2 separate regions of the Homo sapiens genome follow, and region 2 is linked to region 1. The links are chromatin contacts, found by Hi-C or POLR2A ChIA-PET in ENCODE. All regions are on one chromosome and are shown on one strand. Each heading gives the region's core, a stretch centred on a gene start or an enhancer-like site at or near the end of the contact. The rest is flanking DNA. Distances are from core to core; before and after follow the strand shown.

The links. Hi-C counts contacts between places; a loop is a spot of excess contacts on that map. ChIA-PET counts read pairs that join two places held with the same protein, here RNA polymerase II (POLR2A). Pooled maps may share reads with other maps.
Region 2: a pooled map shows a loop between it and region 1 (2.4-fold over the local background). The contact joins the promoter of JAG2 here to the enhancer-like site in region 1. A Hi-C loop is called at or near these places in 1 of 37 single-sample maps with no recorded cell type and 1 of 50 pooled maps. POLR2A ChIA-PET finds 5 or more read pairs at or near these places in 6 of 52 experiments (A549, CD8-positive, alpha-beta memory T cell, Caco-2 and 2 more).

Annotation. Positions count from the first base shown.
Region 1 is chr14:105,115,064-105,121,180 of GRCh38, reverse strand. No RefSeq gene overlaps it. Among named protein-coding and RNA genes, the nearest start is that of LINC02298, 24 kb to the right of the region's middle. RefSeq lists an enhancer at 1,100-1,599. Within about 2 kb of position 2,385, at least 4 of the 41 ENCODE cell types and tissues checked have a DNase peak (open chromatin) inside an H3K27ac peak, as active enhancers do.
Region 2 is chr14:105,165,217-105,171,333 of GRCh38, reverse strand. JAG2 (jagged canonical Notch ligand 2) reads left to right here and starts at 2,558. Exons shown (of 26, transcript NM_002226.5): 1 at 2,558-2,979; 2 at 3,227-3,577. The coding sequence starts at 2,914. RefSeq lists enhancers at 1-688, 3,337-3,836.

The DNA of each region.
Region 1 (6,117 bases), core at 1,136-3,635:
AGAAGTAAGGGCAGTCTTGCAGAATGCACCCCCTAACTTCATGCCTGCCCTGTAATCACCTCCCCCAAGGCAGTTGTTTGCTGGGGGATTCTCCCTTCTCACAACAGCCTCAGCATCCCTTTTTGCCTCTAGATTCGTAACTCAAGGCAGAGCCCAGCATGCCCCATGGGGACACATATAAAGTCTAAACCCAATGAGAGATGGTTGACACCCCAAAATTCATATGGGTAGAAACTCTTGGGTTGAGTGTGGGGATGGCTTCTCTCTTCGTCTGTTTGGTCTGCTTTAAGAGGCTACCATAGACTAAATGGTTTATAAACAACAGATATTTATTGTTCACAGTTTTGGAGGCTGAAAGTCTGAGATCAAAATGCTGGCAGATTCCGTGTCTGTTGAGGGCTTGTTCTTCATAGACAGTGCCTTCTCACTCTGTCCTCACGTGGCCAAGGGTGAACAGCTTCCTAGGGCCTCTTTTAAAAGGCACTAAACCCACTCATGAAGGCTGTGCCCTTATGATGTATTCACCTCCCCAACTCACCTCCTAAGGCTATCACCTTGGAGGTGAAGACTTCAACATATGCATTTGGGGGGATTCAAATATTCAGTCCATAGCAGCTTCCAAGGGTGGATCCGGTCACGCTTATCCATGTGTATTTCCTTATTGGAGCTGCTGGCCTGTGGGTGATTGCTCACCAGTGAGGAGGGGTCACTGGTTTGCTTGGTTAGACAGCCGAGACATGCACTCAGTGGCCCTCACTGACTGAGGTCAAGACGCCAGCACACCTCTGGTGTAGCTGAGAAAGAATGAGAGGGCTTAGTGAATGGGATACTGGAACGGTTTTGTCCTGTGTAGCTCATCCCTGCACCTCTATGCCTTGTAGATGTTCCCACCTCTTAGTGGGTGGATCCTTTCCTCTGAATGGGGAAAGGAATTTTACTCCAGAGCTCGGCCTCAGAGACTAGCTAACCACGTCATATTTCTTCATTCCTTTAACAAATGCTTCACAGTGTTCACTCTATGCCAGATCTTGCTCTGAAAACTTTGCAAAAATAATTCACTTAACCCGCAGCACCACAGGTGTTTTGCTGGTGATACTCTTATGATTCCCATTTTGCAGGTAAGAAATGCATAAAAGGGCTACATGGATGGCCATGGCCACAGAGCTGACAGAGCATCCTGACCCCTTTCCGGGTCACTCAGCATGAAGCTCCCACCTGCACACAAGGGGGAGAGGTCCCAGGCCCGCACCTCTCTCCTTGGCATGAATTTGGTCTCCAAATGTCCTGTGAGCACATACATGGACAAGAAGCACATGAGCCTCCCCAGAGCAGACAGGATTCTCAAGGATGCTATGCCAACTCTGGAAGGGTGCCCCTGCTGGGCGCCTCTGCCCTCTCTTGTCCCCCTTCCTGCGGGACAGACCCTCACAGGCCCAGCCTTGTGCAGAGCCCAGTTCCAGTCCCTGTCTGGGCAGAGCCTGTGGCCTGGCTGTGTCCCCAGAGCCCAGTACCTCCCAGACGCAGCTGGGTCCGACAGCCCTGCCCCTGCGGTTCCACATCGGCTCATCTGCATTTGGCCCCATCCCTCCTTCTGACCTCCCAACTTGGCTATGCATTTTACCCTTATTTTAGAAAATCAGCACTTCTGGCGCTTGGGGTTATAAACAGAGCTCTCGGCCCTGCCTGTTCAGGCGTCTTGGGCAGGAGAAACCAGCCTTTTGCCTGGGGCCTAGGGGTCCACTCCAGTCTTCCCAACCACAGCAAGGATTCCGTTGTCAGGAAGCACCTGTGCACAGAACATTCTCCCGGTGCCCCAGTGACGGACATTTCAAGCTGTTGCTGTGGAGCCGCCTGTGTGCAGGTTTTTTTGAGGGATGGCTCTATCACTGTGGGTGTACCGTGTCAAGAGCGAACACGTCTGAAGATGTCGGTGGGGGCAGTGGCGCTGCTCTGCACAGAGGCTGTGCTCTGTGTGAGCTCACCCAGAGAGGGAATAGAGTTCCCTTTCCAGCACTGGGAGTGGGTGGGGCTCCTATGAAGAACAAAAATATGTGACCTTATTTGTACCCCAAGCTGGTAGAACAGGTTGCACTGGCTATGTTTGTCTATAATGTCTTTTGCCATGAGATATTTTTAATTTTTACATGGATAAATCTGTCATTTCTTCCATCATGTATATTGCAAATGTATATATATTTTTTTTGCAAATTCAGAGTTCCTGGTGGAGTCTTTGCTGAGTAAAAGTCTTAAATGCTTATGGTTGAATCTGTCCATCGTTTTGGGATGTGTGTTGCAAGAAGCGTCCCTCAGTTTGTTCACTGTGGTTCTCTTAACTGATCAGAAGTTTGGAATTTTTGTGTAGTCAGGTCTGTCAGTCTTTCTTTGTGGCTTCTGTGCTTTTGTGGTGGGGTTGTTGAGGAGGACCACGAATGATAGCCCATCCCTCCCCCCACACATACACACACCAAATTCAGACCAAGTGAGGCCCATGAGTCAAACTGGTGGAAATGAAAATCTGGTTCAGTACTGACAGGGCTGGGTTGAGGCTGTGGATTAGATAAGCAGCTGCCATGGGCTCCATGGAGTGTGCCCCTCCAACAGACACCCTCTGGTGACAGTTGGATGGGAAAAATGAGGTAGAATCTGTCATTGTTGCTTCCCTCGTTTTCCACTAGCAAGCCCAGACAGGGAGATGGTCAGCATTTCTGAGGCGGCAGTAACAGAAGCCTCAGAGTCTCACCCCTAGACCTCATGTCATAGGATATTCATTTTGCTGTTATTTGTCTTGCCTAGGGGAATATGGTCCTGGAGCCAAACATAGGGGCATCTTATGGTTTCCCCAGTTTCTGGATTGTGGCAGGAATGGAAGCTTCCTGGAGAGGCGCATTGGATATCTTTTTGCTGTGTAATGAATCATCCCAAAGCTCAATGACCATGCATTCAGGTCATGGTTCTGTGGGTTGACAATTTGGGCTGGGCTCAGCAGGATGGTTCTGCTGGGCTTGGCTGGGTTCACGCTTGCATCTGTGCTCAGCTGTTGGTTCTGTAGTTAGTCGGTGGGTCAGCTGGGATCTAGCTGGTTCTTATTGGCATCACACACAGGTTTATCAGTTGATTGGTTTGGGGCTGGGGTGCTTCAACACTTACCCAGTTTCTTAGCCTCACCAATACTTGTTCACATTGTCCCAGCTCTCCAAGAGCACCAGAGCAGGAGCTCCAGAGCTTTACTTTCAATACCTTCTTTGGTCAAAGCTAGTCACAAGTCAGTCCCTAATGAGGGGGTCGGGGGAGGCGGCGAAATGGATCTACTTCTTGACTGCAGGAGCTGCAAAGGATCTGTGGCCATTTCTAATCTACCACAGCAGGACAATTCTGGAGTACCACTGTGAGAGCCGTGGCTGAGGCCCAGCTGAAACCCTGCTCTTCCTGCTGTCACAGTGCCCTTAATTCTCTCCATTCTGCCTTGATTCAATCCCTTTCTACCCAAAGTAGCCAGGATAAGTTTTTGTTATCCACAGCTGAATCCTGACTCCTACAGTATTTGACACCAGAAGTGACTGCAGATAACAGACCTTGGTGGGTGAGATTCTGGATGGTTTCTATGACCTGGTTGGGTTTGGGGGCCATGAGGATGAAGGGATATTTGGAGTCCGTGGCACCTGGTGAGACAGTTAATTAAGTAACCACCTGTGCTCACCTAGAGTGAAGCTCCTGTGCAGTGTGGGTCTGGTGATGGCAGCACAGTACAGCGGGCAGGAGGGGCACAGGCCTGTGGGCTGAGGTGGCTGCTCTGAGCTGCACTGGAGAGTCTCAGGAAACAAGATGACACAGTTGGGCTTTTCAAATGCTGAGCTCAAGGCCTGGTCAGAGAACAAGGTTTCCATCATCACTGAAAGAATCTCTTCTCTCTTAAGGCTGTTGAGTCTGGTGTGCCCTCAGGTCAGCCTCAGGGCATTATTGGGAGGTTTGCTGAATGCCAATGTAGACCGGACTTTCACCCTCCCTCAGGTCTCTTCTGTGAGAATCAGGGCATGGACTGGGAAGGTGTTGGACCCCAGAATCAGGAGGGGGGCGATGAGCTGCATACCCTGACAATCACACCAAGAGAAGTAGCCCCTGTTTGATGGGTCTGGTCCTGCATTGTTTGAAGACCTCTCTGTGACCTCACCTGATGTGGTTACTTTGCAAGCAGGTGCTGATTTCCATCCCACTCCACCACTACCAACCTCACCACTTCCAAACCTGCAATTACAATCAGATCCCGGCATGTCCCAGGGGTATCAGCACAAACCTAATTTGGGAAAAGAAGGCTTACACATCAAAAGGTTTGCAAGATTTGTCATTTATATTGTTAGAAGACTGGGGGTGTGTGTGTGGGGGTGGGTGGCTTCTGCAAACACTAGACCTGGGAGGGAAGCACAAACTTAAAGATTAGAGTCTGTTGAGCTGTGTGCATTTACAAGAGATTCTGAATTCAATATTTTTAGTTCAAGAAGCTGGAAGTGGCCGGGCGTGGGGGCTCATGCCTGTAATCCCAGCACTTTGGGAGTCCGAGGTAGGCGGATCACGAGGTCAGGAGATTGAGACCATCGTGGCTAACACAGTGAAACCCTGTCTCTACTAAATATACAAAAAATTAGCCGGGCATGGTGGCGGGCACCTGTAGCCCCAGCTACACAGGAGGCTGAGCCAGGAGAATGGTGTGAACCCGGGAGGTGGAGCTTGCAGTGAGTGGAGATTGCGCCACTGCACTCCAGCCTGGGCGACAGAGCAAGACTCCATCTCAAAAAAAAAAAAAAAAAAAGAAAAAGCTGGAAGTGTCTCTAACATTTTTCTTCGTTGGTTGATTGAAGCCTGAGCTCCAGAGTCACCTCCATCATTGGAGGCTGAGCCGCTGAAGTGCCTTGGCATGACATAGAGGAAGGAGTGCAAAGTGAGGAGAGAGGCACTCATCCCCTGACTCTCCCCATGAAGACCCTGAGGAAAAGCCCCTCACCACGGCCTGGGAAATAGGCAGGAGAGCAAATGCTGGCATTTGGGCCAGTCCCGAGGCTGTCCTCCACAGGTGGGAGTGAGAGAGGGAGATGCTGCTGTCAAAACGGCTCCCTGCCTGCCATGGGGATGATGGGCGACCACATCCCAAAGGGTCAGATCGTAAAGACAGAAGCAAAAATGAACGGACTCAGGTTGGTTAGAACAAATAAGTAAGTCTAGGAGCTAATTATTTGGGGATGAAATCAAAATAAAATAGAAAAGCAATGAGAAAACCCAATCAAGGAGAGAAAAGAGGCACTTGCCCTCCACGTCGCCCGCCTGGCCCTCTTCCAAGTGCACTTTCCTTCCTTTCCTTCCTGCTCTAAAACTTTTTAATGAACCTTTGCCTCTGCTCTGAAACTGGCCTCGGTCTCTCCTTCTGCCTTGTGCCCCACAGTCAAATTCTTTCTTCTGAGGAGGCAAGAATTGAGGTTGCTGCAGACCCCTACAGACTCACCACCGGTAGCTCGGATTCCTGCCACCAATAGCATATGTTGGTGCTCTGTGACTTGGGTAACTTCTGCTGTTAACATACTTTGCTGCGTGACTCCAATATGTTCCCTAGTGGTAAGAGGCCTCTATGCCTCACCTTCTTCTGCTAGAGGCATTCAACCCCCATACGCAGTTTTCTTCTCCTCTTTCTCCTGCTTACTAACCAAACCCCAGAACAATTCCTCTTGGCCATAAGTGACTCTGCTCCCCTGGCTGATTTCTCAGCTCACCCTGGCAGGTGGCTTGCCAGGGTGGAAAGGATCTTAAGGTCCTCACCAAGCAGATTGGAGGTTAGAATTTGGCCCTCCTGGGCAGGAGGCTCTCGACAGTGGTGAGGCTAAGGCCTAAACCCATGCAATGTCTGGGGTTTCCTCTGCTTTTTCAACAAAAACCAGCTCTTTTCCCAAAAACCTGCACTGCCCATTCTCCTAATTTCTCTTTGTGTTCTGAAAGGGCCTTCAGCACCCAGGCGGACCATCTACCTCTGCTTCCACCCCGTGTGCCACGTGACTTCTTAAACACACTCCCTGGCCGGGCGTGTTGGCTCATGCCTGTAATCCCAGCACTTTGGTAGGCCTAGGCAGGCAGATC
Region 2 (6,117 bases), core at 1,309-3,808, 50 kb before region 1:
GCCCCTCACTTTGCTCCGCAGCCCGATGGGGTGGGTCAGCAGGCAGTGCTGCCGGGCCTAATGGAGCTGGCATTGATTTCCCGGCACTGGAGGGGGGGTTGTAACCGGAAACTCCCCTCCCCGTCTGCTATATTTAGCACTGCAGGACCCAGCGGAAGCACAGCTTACTCTGGAGCCTCGCCGGCTCTGTCCAAACCCCTGGCAGCCCGTCCTCAGCCTGGTCCCCAGGACTGCCCTATGGGCCCAGAGCCCCTGGCCAGGCTGAGCAGCTGCACCCTTGCCCTCTGCATACAAGCTGGGCACCGCCCAGCGCTCAGAGTGGGAGCCCTCCAGGCTGGGGGACGGGTGGCTCTGGGAGGCTGGAGGGTGCTGTGGTCCAGTGGGCCCCAGAACAATGACGAGGTCCCTTACTAGAAGAGACCAGGTAGCCTGGTCTGGTGAGGGTTGGGGCTGGAGCCCTGGCCGCCACTGATCTCAGCCCCTCACCCCAGCAAGGTGCAGCAGGGGGCAAATGTGTTTTGTGAAATATGTATGAGGGGCGAGGGTTCCCACTGCTGCCTTCTGGAAACTCAAACCAGGGTCCAGCTGCCTGGCATTTCTGGCTCAAGGGCTGCTGAAATTCCTGCAGGGAAGGGACCCCCTCTCCGATGCCTCCTATGTCCCCCTCCTTCCTAAGGGCAGGTGCGGCCACCTTCCTGACCTGGGTGCTCTCATGGACATCGTGAGGTCTGGCTGACCCATGCCCGTCCACGCTCTGGCGGCCCCCTATGCCAGCTTCTGTATGACTTGTCTAAGTCCTCTGTCCACCCCCGGGCTGGGGGCTCCTGAGGGTGTGCAGGGGCGGAGTCTCCCTTGTTCACCACTTGGCCAAGTGCCCAGCAGAGGCACCCAGCACCCCCTCCCCCACCATAGTGGGGCAGTGGGCGCAGGTGGGGATGGAGCCCTGGGCCTCTGGAGCCGGGCAGGGGGCTTCTCTGTCCTGGGGCTTCCCTCTCTCGAGTACCCGAGTACCTGCCCCCAGGCCAAAGCACAGGAGAGGTGGCATCTCCACAGGGAGCCCCTCCCCCCGTAGGCGGTAATCACCGCCCACACACCGGAAGGCGGCAACTGGAAGGCTCTGAACACAGCTTGGATTCTCTTGTTTGGTGGGGGTCTCTGTGCGGGCCTCATCCTGGCTTGTGTCTTAATCCCCACGAAGCCTACCCACCACCAAGTTTGGGGTGGGCACTCTGAGCAGAGCCAGCTGAGGTGGGCATGGGGGGCTCCCACCCACCCCTTTAGGGACCTTCAGCTGAGCCTGCGGCCTGGATCCTGGAGGAGCTGCTAAACAGGGATGGAGCAGGCAGACCCTGCGCATGGGGTGTTCACAGGCCCTGTGCCTCCAAAGCTCTCTTCCTTCAGCCCTCAGCCCCAGCAGCATGGTGGCAGTGACTTGCTCCAGGCTGGGGGGCTGCACAGCCACCCAGCTCCGGGCACAGGGCAAATTTGCGAGAGGAGCTAGGGGGAGAGAAGACAGCTCAGTTATCATGGGGATGGGTTGAGGACCCCTCTGGACCATATGGGGATCTTTAACCACCAAGGTGACCCCTAGCTCTGGAAAGGACCGTGCTCACTGGAGGAGAGGAAGGTGCCATTGGTTTTGACCCTGTGGAGGAGCTGCGAGGTCACCCAGGGAGAGGGCAAGGAGGTGACCGCAGAGGATGGGGTGTGGAAGCCTGGTGACCAGGGCAGCAGTGGGAGGCCTCTCTCGGGGTAGCCTTCAGGGACAGGCACTGCCGACTTTTGTTCCCCATTTCCCGCCTCTCGCCCCCCAAGCCCAGACCTGAGTTTGGGGGGCGAGAGGCGGGAAACGGGGAATGTGGCCTGAGCATTTCCTGAGGGCATGGCCTGGCTACCTCGACGCCAGCGCCGAGCTGAGCAGTCTGCACCCTGGAGCATTTGTTGACTGGCTGCTTGACCAGCGCGCCTCGCAGAGGGGAAGGCAGGGGCGTCGGAGGGGCGCAGCGCCCCCTGCAGCCGGCGTGGAGGCGGTAGGAGCGGCGCGGAGAAGGGGAGATTCTCGGAGGAGGTGGGGGGCGCGCAGTAGGGGCTGGGCCCGGCTCTGGCCCCAGGGCCGCGCCACCCCGCGTGGGGGCCGAGCCCTGATCAGAGTAGGAGGCGGCATCTCCTCTGGGACTGCGAGGAGCGCGGCGGTGGCGCACTGATGGGAGGGGACCACACGGCAACCTCGGGGCGCCCCACCCCCGGTTTCTGACACCCGGCAGGAGCCCAGGCGGAGGAGGGGAGGCAGCTTTGCGGCGCCGGCGCACGCCTCGCCGACTCACGCGGAGGTGTGAGCGGGGCCCCCGCGGCCCGCGCTGACCCCGAGGCCCCGTGCCCCCGCCGCCCGGGCGCCCTGGGGGGCGCGCGCCGGGCCGGGGCGCTGGCAGGCGACGCCCTCCACCGCCTTTAAAGCCTGGGGCGCCCCCGGACCCCCCCCCGGCCCCACCCCGCGGCGCGGCCCCGCCCCCTCATGCATATGCAGGTGCGCGGGTGACGAATGGGCGAGCGAGCTGTCAGTCTCGTTCCGAACTTGTTGGCTGCGGTGCCGGGAGCGCGGGCGCGCAGAGCCGAGGCCGGGACCCGCTGCCTTCACCGCCGCCGCCGTCGCCGCCGGGTGGGAGCCGGGCCGGGCAGCCGGAGCGCGGCCGCCAGCGAGCCGGAGCTGCCGCCGCCCCTGCACGCCCGCCGCCCAGGCCCGCGCGCCGCGGCGCTGCGCTCGACCCCGCCCGCGCCGCCGCCGCCGCCGCCTCTGCCGCTGCCGCTGCCTCTGCGGGCGCTCGGAGGGCGGGCGGGCGCTGGGAGGCCGGCGCGGCGGCTGGGAGCCGGGCGCGGGCGGCGGCGGCGGGGCCGGGCGGGCGGGTCGCGGGGGCAATGCGGGCGCAGGGCCGGGGGCGCCTTCCCCGGCGGCTGCTGCTGCTGCTGGCGCTCTGGGTGCAGGTGAGCGGGGCGGCGGGGGCGGCGGGGGTCGCGGACGGGGCACACCGGGCCGCCCCTAGGGGCCGGGCGGGCACTGCCTGGGGCCGCCGTGGTTCGGAAGCCCTCGAGGCTGCGCGCGGCGGCTGGGGCTCCGGGCGGGCGCGGCTGGGTGGGGGCGGGGCGGCGGGGCCTGTTCCCCCACCCCTGGCGCCCGGCCCGCCGACCCCGGCCCGCGCCTCCCTCCGCTCTCCCGCTGCCTTATTTTTAGGCGGCGCGGCCCATGGGCTATTTCGAGCTGCAGCTGAGCGCGCTGCGGAACGTGAACGGGGAGCTGCTGAGCGGCGCCTGCTGTGACGGCGACGGCCGGACAACGCGCGCGGGGGGCTGCGGCCACGACGAGTGCGACACGTACGTGCGCGTGTGCCTTAAGGAGTACCAGGCCAAGGTGACGCCCACGGGGCCCTGCAGCTACGGCCACGGCGCCACGCCCGTGCTGGGCGGCAACTCCTTCTACCTGCCGCCGGCGGGCGCTGCGGGGGACCGAGCGCGGGCGCGGGCCCGGGCCGGCGGCGACCAGGACCCGGGCCTCGTCGTCATCCCCTTCCAGTTCGCCTGGCCGGTACGTGCGCTCCATCCCTCGTGCTCCAGCCCTTCCCTCTCTCTCCGCGCCCCGGCCCCGCGCGCTTCGCGACCCCCAACACCTGCGGCCGGGTCTGCGTGCGAGCCGCGCGCGCCCAGGCGGGGCGGGGCCGGCAGGGGGCGCGTGCTCTGGGGACTTGGTCCGCGCCTGGCCACGTGGGCGCGCCGGGGCCCCGGGGCCACCGGGAGCGGGGTCGCGGCGGGGGCGGGGCGGCGGCGTCCCGCGTGCGCGGCGGTGTGCGGCGTGTGCCTGCGTCGCCCTGCGCGTGTCTGTCTGGGTGGGGAGGCGAGGCGAGGCGCCCCGGTCCCGGGCAGGCCGCGGTGGCATGTGCGCAGCGCGTGCTGGGGCTGGTCTAGGGCAGGCCCTGACTGAGCCGCCCCGGGCCCGTGGCCAGCCTGCGCCTGCCCTGCAGTTTCCTGGATGCCTGGGGGGCACGGGCGGGCGCCGTGGGACCTAGGCCCGGGAGAGCCTAACGCCTAACGCTTATGTCGGCAGAAGCCCCCGATGGTGACCCAAGATCGTTCAGAGACAGAGATAGTGGATCCTGGTGCAGTGACCTTCTGTGGCACTGCCCTGTTTGTGGGTTTTTTTGGTTTTGTTATTCTGGAGGGGCAGAAGCTGAGTCGGGGCTGTCTGGTCTCCCCTGGCAGGTGGCCAGTCAGGCAGGAGCCCTGGCCTGGGCGTGCTGGGAGGAGGGGTGGTAGGGGTCCAGTGTCACTGGGAAACAGGTACTCATCCCAGTGGGCTGGCAGGTGGGTAGTGGTAGGTGGGCAGGCCCAGGCCTCGGGCGCCTTACCTCATTGCCTGGAGCACGGCCTTGCCCTGGTGCCCAGAGGTCCTTCCCTGCTTGGTCATTGTGCTGGGGGCCTGGAACTGGGTGAGTGCGGGAATGAGAGCACCATGCAGACCTGTGATCAGGGAGTAGATGGATCTGGGAGCCAGGAAGTGGCTCCAGTCAGCAGGAGGCACCGGAGTGTGCCCACCTGGTATCCTGGGCCCTGAAGTGATTGTGAGTTGAGGGCAATCCCTGCCGAGCTCACGCCAGTTGGGCCTGCCGTGTGTGGCTCCCAGTCCTGTGCTGTACCTTTGCAGCCCTGGCTGGCAGCCTTGCCTGCTGCCCCCATCCTCACCGCTTCCTGAGCTCCCACCCGTGGAAGCTGGCCACAGTCTCCTCTGGCCATGTCCTCAACCCGTGAGCACCCCGCCGAGTATCCCTTGACCAGGGGGGCCCCAGAGAGGGGAAAGTGTCCCCCAGATGGAAAAGGCAGGGGCGGGCATGGGAGGGCCCAGGCAGTTGTGAGAAGCCCAGCCCCTCGCCCCCACGGCGGTGCAGCAGGCAGGTCTGAGCAGGGCCCGCAGCCTGTCATCTGCACCTGGGCCTGAGCCAGCGTGGCCCCACATCGCTACCTGAGGATGTGTTTTCTGCTCGAGTTGGCAGCAGTGGGTGTGGGGGCAGGGAGGTCTTGGAGGAATGTGGCGGGCTATCGCGTGTCCGCCCTGGCTCTTCGCCCCGCGGGCCAGCCGGTCAGGTGTGGGATGGGACCGGGTAGGCCCTTGCCTTCCTTGGAGTCCGGGCACTGGGTTTCGGGGCCAGCTCACCTCCCTGCCTCTTGCTTCCAGCCGGTTCCTCGAATGCCCCAGGAGGGGGCAGGCGGCCTGTCTCTGGGTTGGGGGCCAGGGCAGAGTCATAGCTGCGTGTTTGGGGGCAGCCCTGGTCTCCTGCCATGTGGCCTGGCTGCCGGGCGGGAGCTGTGCCGTGATGCCAGCACCCTGGTATTTGCACTCGGGCGGCGGCAGTCCCTGGCCATGCTGCCCTGGCTTGCTGAGGTCCAGCTCTGTGCGGTGAGCTGAGGTGTACTTGGCTGTGATGGGAAGGCAAGGACCGAGTTCAGGCTCCCTGGGACCTGAGGAGGGGTTTCAGCCTGGAGGCTAGGGTGGCATCCTGCCCAGGCCCGTGGGGCTTTTGGGCTCCTTGGAGTAAAGGGAATGAGAGGGCCTTGTGGAAGAGGAGTGGGGGAGTCTGGGCTCTGCATTCGCTCCCTCCACCCCCTGCCCCCTGAGTGACTCTCCCACCTTGTGGTCTCTGCTGTTGACCCAGGCCTGGCTGGGTGGCCCTCTGCCCCCTGGCCTGGCTTCTTGTGGCCGGGGTCTGTGTGCTATTAGTCATGGATCTGTGCTGGTCTCGGGCTCAGCTTCCCTCAGTGGGTGGGCCCAGGGTCTTGAATGTGGAGAGGTGGTGGACCACATGCCAGCAGGCTGCCTGGCTGCCCCTCCTCTCCTGGCTCCACCCCCAGACGTCCCCAGGAGGCCGGTGTCAGCCTGGGTTGGTTCTGGTGCCTGGCTTGTAGCTGGCAGGGTGAGGCCACATTCTCCCAGCTGCGTGTGTGCACGCACCCCGGGTGCTCTGTAGGCATGGCAGGTGGTGATGGAGGTTTGGGGAGGAGTAGTGTCATGCTGGGGGCAGCAGGGAGCTTTGCTCTGGGGCCTGGTAGGTGGCAGGCCCAGGGGACACCTGCTGG